Regions from separate parts of the Mus musculus genome. Here region 1 is linked to region 2. Evidence: chromatin loops called from intact Hi-C (ENCODE). Cell type or tissue: heart. All regions are shown on one strand. Each heading gives the region's core, and the rest is flanking DNA. Links, peaks and the distances in the headings are about the cores only. Region 1 overlaps Ndufaf5 (NADH:ubiquinone oxidoreductase complex assembly factor 5). Region 2 overlaps Macrod2 (mono-ADP ribosylhydrolase 2).

The links. Peaks named below come from ENCODE experiments on the same cell type or tissue, not always from the same donor. Only the 100,000 strongest peaks of a DNase experiment are listed, where the experiment ranks them.
Region 1: a loop joins it to region 2, with 8 times the contacts of the local background. A loop is called at or near these places in 21 of 42 quality-filtered maps.

The regions. Positions count from the first base shown.
Region 1 is chr2:140,199,563-140,202,395 of GRCm38, forward strand. All of the region lies in intron 8 of Ndufaf5 (NADH:ubiquinone oxidoreductase complex assembly factor 5), which reads left to right. Among named protein-coding and RNA genes, the nearest start is that of Ndufaf5, 30 kb to the left of the region's middle. In heart, for the core only: a CTCF peak has its summit at 1,353 (motif pointing right); no DNase peak of the experiment used is centred there; H3K27ac peaks cover 352 bases.
Region 2 is chr2:140,425,935-140,428,767 of GRCm38, forward strand. The region is part of intron 2 of Macrod2 (mono-ADP ribosylhydrolase 2); the gene reads left to right. Among named protein-coding and RNA genes, the nearest start is that of Gm23846, 13 kb to the right of the region's middle. In heart, for the core only: a CTCF peak has its summit at 1,535 (motif pointing left); no DNase peak of the experiment used is centred there.

The sequences.
Region 1 (2,833 bases), core at 202-2,701, 230 kb before region 2:
TGAGAAAGCCAGGTAGTGGTGGTAACTCACCCCTTCATCACCAACACCCCTTAGGCAGAGGCAGGTGGATCTGTGTGAGTTTGGAGCCAGCCTGCTCTACAGAGCTCGTTCCAGCACAGCCAAGGCTACATAAAGAAACTCTGGAAAAACCAAACCAAGCCAAAGCACCACATCTCGTCTCAGCATTTGGCCAAGATCAAATGTAAAATCACTGCAAATCTTAAACAGTTACCAGCGAGTGTCTTTGTGTTTTCTCAAGCTCAGGTTGAGTCTGCCATTATAGAGGCCTTTCCTAGATGATTGTCAGTAAAGCTTCCCCACAGTGTACTACCAGATATTCCATTTTAAAGATGAAAAAACTGAGTAGTGAAGGTTGAATCATGCTTATCCTAGGTTATATAAGGTTGTGATCTGAGTCCAGGTTCTCTTTAGCACTCCACAAGGAAAGGGGGAGTTCTGTACAGCAGTGTGTGTTCCTGAGGGGAGAGTGGACTCCTGTGGCTGGAGAGTTACTCTTGATGCCCTCTATCAGCACTCTTGAGCTTTCTACAACCGAACTGGGTCAGGCCCAGAGGTGGCATATATCTAACAATCTTGTAGAATATGTGAGCAACGATTGTTTGGCAGGCTTTTTAAAATGTCTAGTGCATCGTGTGTTGTGTTTGTATTTACTACATGTGACATGGAGTAAGCCAGGGCAGTGGGAAGTTGAGCAGAAACTAAAGGTTTATACCATGGTTGGTAATAAGGAGACCGCTGCAGTGTGAGTCCCGCTTTGCTTTGATGCTGTGTGATTGGTGTTCACCGGAGAGAGAGTATTTTGAAGATGGATATCAAAAATACTTTTTAAGATTTGTTAGTTTTTATTTAATGTGTATGTCTCTGTGAGCATGTGCCACACATGTGAATACCCATAGAGGACAGTAGATCCTCTGAAACTGGAGTTACTAGAAGTTACCAGCCTCTGCTGTAGATGCTGCGAATTGAACTCATGTCCTCTGGAAGAGCAGTATGTGCTCCGGCCGCCAGTATTTTTTGTTTTGGTTGGTTGATGAGTTGGAGGGTTTTGTTTGTTTGTTTGTTTATTTGTTCCTGTACTTGAAACTGGATCTCACATAGCTGAGGATGACCCCGAGGATGACCCTGAAATCACAGCTCTCCGCCTCTCTTTCCTAAGTGCTGGGATTTTAAATGTGCATTACCACATTTGTTTTTATTAACTTAGCTTACTAGTTTGTAGCTATTAAAATCTCTATGAATTGGGACCATTAAGCTCACAAATACGGAACACTGGGTTTCTTGGTAGAATGAGTGTCATTAACTTATTGAAGCAGTGCCCTCAGAAGCCAGAAGAGGGCCAGATGCCTGGAGCTGAGTTACAGGCTTTTGGGTGCTACCTGGTATATTTTGGGAACCAAACTCACATCCTTAGCAAGAGCAGTGTGTGCACTTAACTGAGGCCTCTCTCCAGCCTCCTTGTTGATTGCCTTTAATAAAAACAATGCAATAAAAACTTAAATTGTATTTATTATTATAATTTTATTTAAAAATTTAAAAATAGATTATTATTTTTAAACTGTTAAAGAAATGATCATTTCTTGACTAGTGAAAGTAAGTAGTAGACACTTGCTCATGTAGTAAATTTTAATATTAAGAATTAAAACAATTTAACATTTCCTTTAGTTCTTTTGTAGAATGATCTTTTTTAAATTTAATTTTATTTGTAATTCATTTTTTACATTCCATATTCCATTCCCTGCCCCTCCCCTCCCACCCTCCAACTGCTTCACAGCTCACACCTCCTCCCCACCACACCCCATCTCCACATGGATGTCCCCACCTCCCATCCCATCTGACCTCTAAACTCCCTGGGGCCTCCAGACTCTTGAGGGTTAAGTGCATCATCTCTGAATGAACACAGACCCAGAAGTCCTCTACTGTATGTGAGTTGGGGGCCTCGTATCAGCTGGCGTATGCTGTCTGTTTGGTGCTCCAGTGTTTGGGAGATCTCGTGGGTCCAGATTAATTAAGACTGCTGGTCCTCCTATAGGATCGCCCTTCTCCTCAGTTTCTTTCAGCCTTCCCTAATTCAACAACAGGGGGGTCAGCTGCTTCTGTCCATTGGCTAGGTGCAAATATTGCATCTGACTCTTTCAGGTGCTAGTTGGGTTGTAGAATGATCTTAACATAGCCTTTTCAAATAATTTAAAATGGACATGTAAAGAAAGATAGGTAACATTAATTTGATATTACATTAGTTTGTTTTTATTTCTGTAGTACTGGGAATTGAACCCAGGCCTTTGTGTGTGTGTGTGTGTGTGTGTGTGTGTGTGTGTGAGTGTGTGTGTGTGTGTGTGTGTGTGTGTGTCGGGGTGCTGGTGTATGCTTCTGTGTGCATATGAGGTGTGCGCAGCCTCTGTATGTGTATAGGTGGTTGCCAGAGGCTGTTGTCAGTATCTTCTTCTCTTGCTTCCTCCTTTATCCTTTCTCACTGAGCTTGGAGTCACTAATTCGCTAGCCTAGCTGCCCTCAGGATTCCCTTGTGTCCCTTTCCAGCTTAAGGATTCCAGGCAGATGCCACCATACCTGGTTTTTTTATTTGTGTGCTGGAGTTCATGGTTATATAGCAAGTGCTTTATCCATTAATACATATCCTCAGCCTCTTGACCACATGTAATGCAAACACTGTACCACCTAGCTAGCTCTCTAGCTTACACTAGAAATTGTCAGTAAACAGCCTCTTACCGTCAACTTAAAGAAAAGGGTCTGAAGATTAATTTAAAAATACTTTTTAAAAATGCCTCTGTGGGAAAATGCATGTAAGTTTTACATC
Region 2 (2,833 bases), core at 147-2,646:
GTAGAAGATTGAAGAAATATTCCCTGAATAGGCAGTTAATATTGGGTAGAAGTGGATATGTGAATGCTGCAGAGGGTATTGCCTGCCAAGTGCATGTTGTTACAGTAACAGCTCATAGAAGACTGCATGCTGGAAGATAAGTCTGCAAAAAAAGCATGGGTGGTTTAGTTACAGGAAATCCTCTTGGCCTTGGGTATCTTATCTTAGAGATAACAAGGGATCTCCCAAAGTGGTTTTTGTTTTGTATTTTGCATTTGAAAGGGATCATTACTATTAAGATTAGGGGAAGAATTGGAAGGACTAAATTTAAGACTTAGCACCAGCCCAAATACAGAATCAGCCTCAGTTTTCTTAAGAGATTCAGAGGATGAGATGAACAAGGGATAGGGTAATGTTCTGACACTTGGAGGGAGGCTGGTTCTGTAGAAAAAGAACAAGAAGCATGTTTCTCTCACCCCAAGAAAGTCACACTTGAAAATTTGCATATCTGTGTCTTACCAGAAACTGGTCAAACTGAGGCAGTTGCTCTAGTACCATAAAGAAAAAAATAAGCTAGCATTAATGTCAGATAGACTGGGCATTACCTACTAGGAGTGATCATACAGTTTTGAGGAAGAGTTAAGTTTGGCCATACTATATTGAGGTATTCATAGAATAAAGATGTAGAGCTAGATAATGAGCAGGTATAAGAAGTTGTGTAGAGATTGAGATATGGAGAGCCCTCTGTGAAGTTGGGTGGGAATTTATTTATAGAAAAAAAATCTATATAAGACAAAAATAGAATACAGGGAACACTCAGCTTTGAGAATGGCTGTTGACAGGGACCATAACGAACTGAAGATGACAAAATAAATCAATCAGTGTCTTGGGTCAATAAATTGGTGTTTGACCAAAGAATATTTACCTTCCTTGGATGTCAACTAGACGATTATGAATAGTCCTTCAAATGTGGCTCTGGTATGTTTGTCAAAACTAGTTTCAAAGAAGCCAGAAAACTGAGCTGTGACAATTCAAGCACTGACATTCCATGCCAGAAGTCATTCTTGCCTTTCTCAGTCATTAGAGGTGTTTCTCAGTGCTCAGTGTTCTGACTGAACAATGTATAGGCACGTGTTTGAGAATAGTCTTTTGTAGGATACAATTTTGTTACTGATATATATATATATATATTTCAATATCATAAAAATACAAAGACAGGTGTGTTCATTTTCAAATATCAAATGTTCTGTATACCAAAGCTAGTTTAGGAAACAGTATTTTATATTAATGTACTTAGATTTTCAATCTAGTCTGTTTTGTGAAACTTCAAACAAGTATTAACCTATACATTTTAGTTTAAAAAGGAGAAACGTGGGATTGATTTTTCTTGCCTAATTATGAATCGTGTTATAAACATGCCCCAAATTGTTCAGCCACGGGAACATATTTTATTACCTAAAGAAATGAATGTAAACAGTGGAGGGTGTTGTACTTTTGTGGTACCTCCTCCTTAAGCATCTTTTAAAAAATAATCTTTGCAATGCTGCCCTCTAGTGATAGCTTTCCATCATGCATAATTTCTGAGAAATGGCCCCCATCTCCATATCTTACTAGTTCTCTGCCTTAGCCTGCGTTGAGTTTCTTCCTTCTCATCAGTTTTGCTCATTATGCCATGGCTTTTATTGTTGAATGATATTAGGAAGATATCATGAGCTCTGGAACAAAAACTAAAATTAATCATGAATTGTCACATTTTCTTGTATTAGCATGTACGTTCCTTAATTATCAACTTTATTAATTTTAAAAATTTTATACACTGAGTGTAGAATTTTTTATATTAGTCTCCGCCATAGGTGAATAAAGTCCTTTTATCAATGTCAATTTTATGTTTTAGATTTTTTTTCCCTTCAAATATTTAATTAGAGTTTAAATATGTATATATTTGTTTTATAGGCCCTATAACTTGTTTTGAATTGTTATTTTCTAACTCTCTAATTGAATAAATCAATCTGTTTCTTTCTAGTTTTTCTAATAATTTGGTTTTCCAGTCCCTCTATTTCTCTCTTCTCTTCCCCCCTCTCTCTCTGTGTAAGTTTACTTTTTGCTTCCTAGTATAACTGACTAAATGCCATTATATATATCTACACAGATACAGTTTATAATGGACCTGTAATTTCTGGAATTTCCTTGACTTAGTTAGGGAGCAGGGGCTATGGCTTGGTTGCTAAAGTGCTTGAGAACAAATGTGAAGACTTAAGTTGGGATTCTAAGCGCCTGTATCAAAGCTGGTCTTGATGACATGCATTTGCACCTGGAGCACTGGAACAAGGTAGAGCGCCAGTGCTGCCTGGCCAGTCAGTCCGGGCTGCATGAAGGACTGTCTCAATAAATAAGGTCAAGAGTTACAGGAGAACAGCATTCCACGTTGACTTCTGGCCTCTCTGTGTACATGCCCATACATAAAAAAAAAAAATAAATGCATATATGTACAACAAAATAAAAACTTTAAAATTATTTAGGTTATTTTAAAATTGTGAAGTACGTTGGTTTAAAATATTGATAAAAGAATAAAGCATGTGTGATTATTTTTCAAGAGTGAATTTTTCTTTTGGTACATTTTAAGCAGCATTTAAAATGTTTCTCAAGCATGGAGAAACAAGGTGCACTCTCTGTGGGGTATAAGGTGATATATATATATAACTCAGATATACATTGTTTATGACTACTTCAACCATTGTGTATTTAGGAGAAATATTAAAATTATATATAACTGTTGTTTGCTTATCATTTTCTCAGTTCTTAACATGTTTTAGTTATTCTTTATTTGATTCTTAAAAGTTCATTATTGATACGT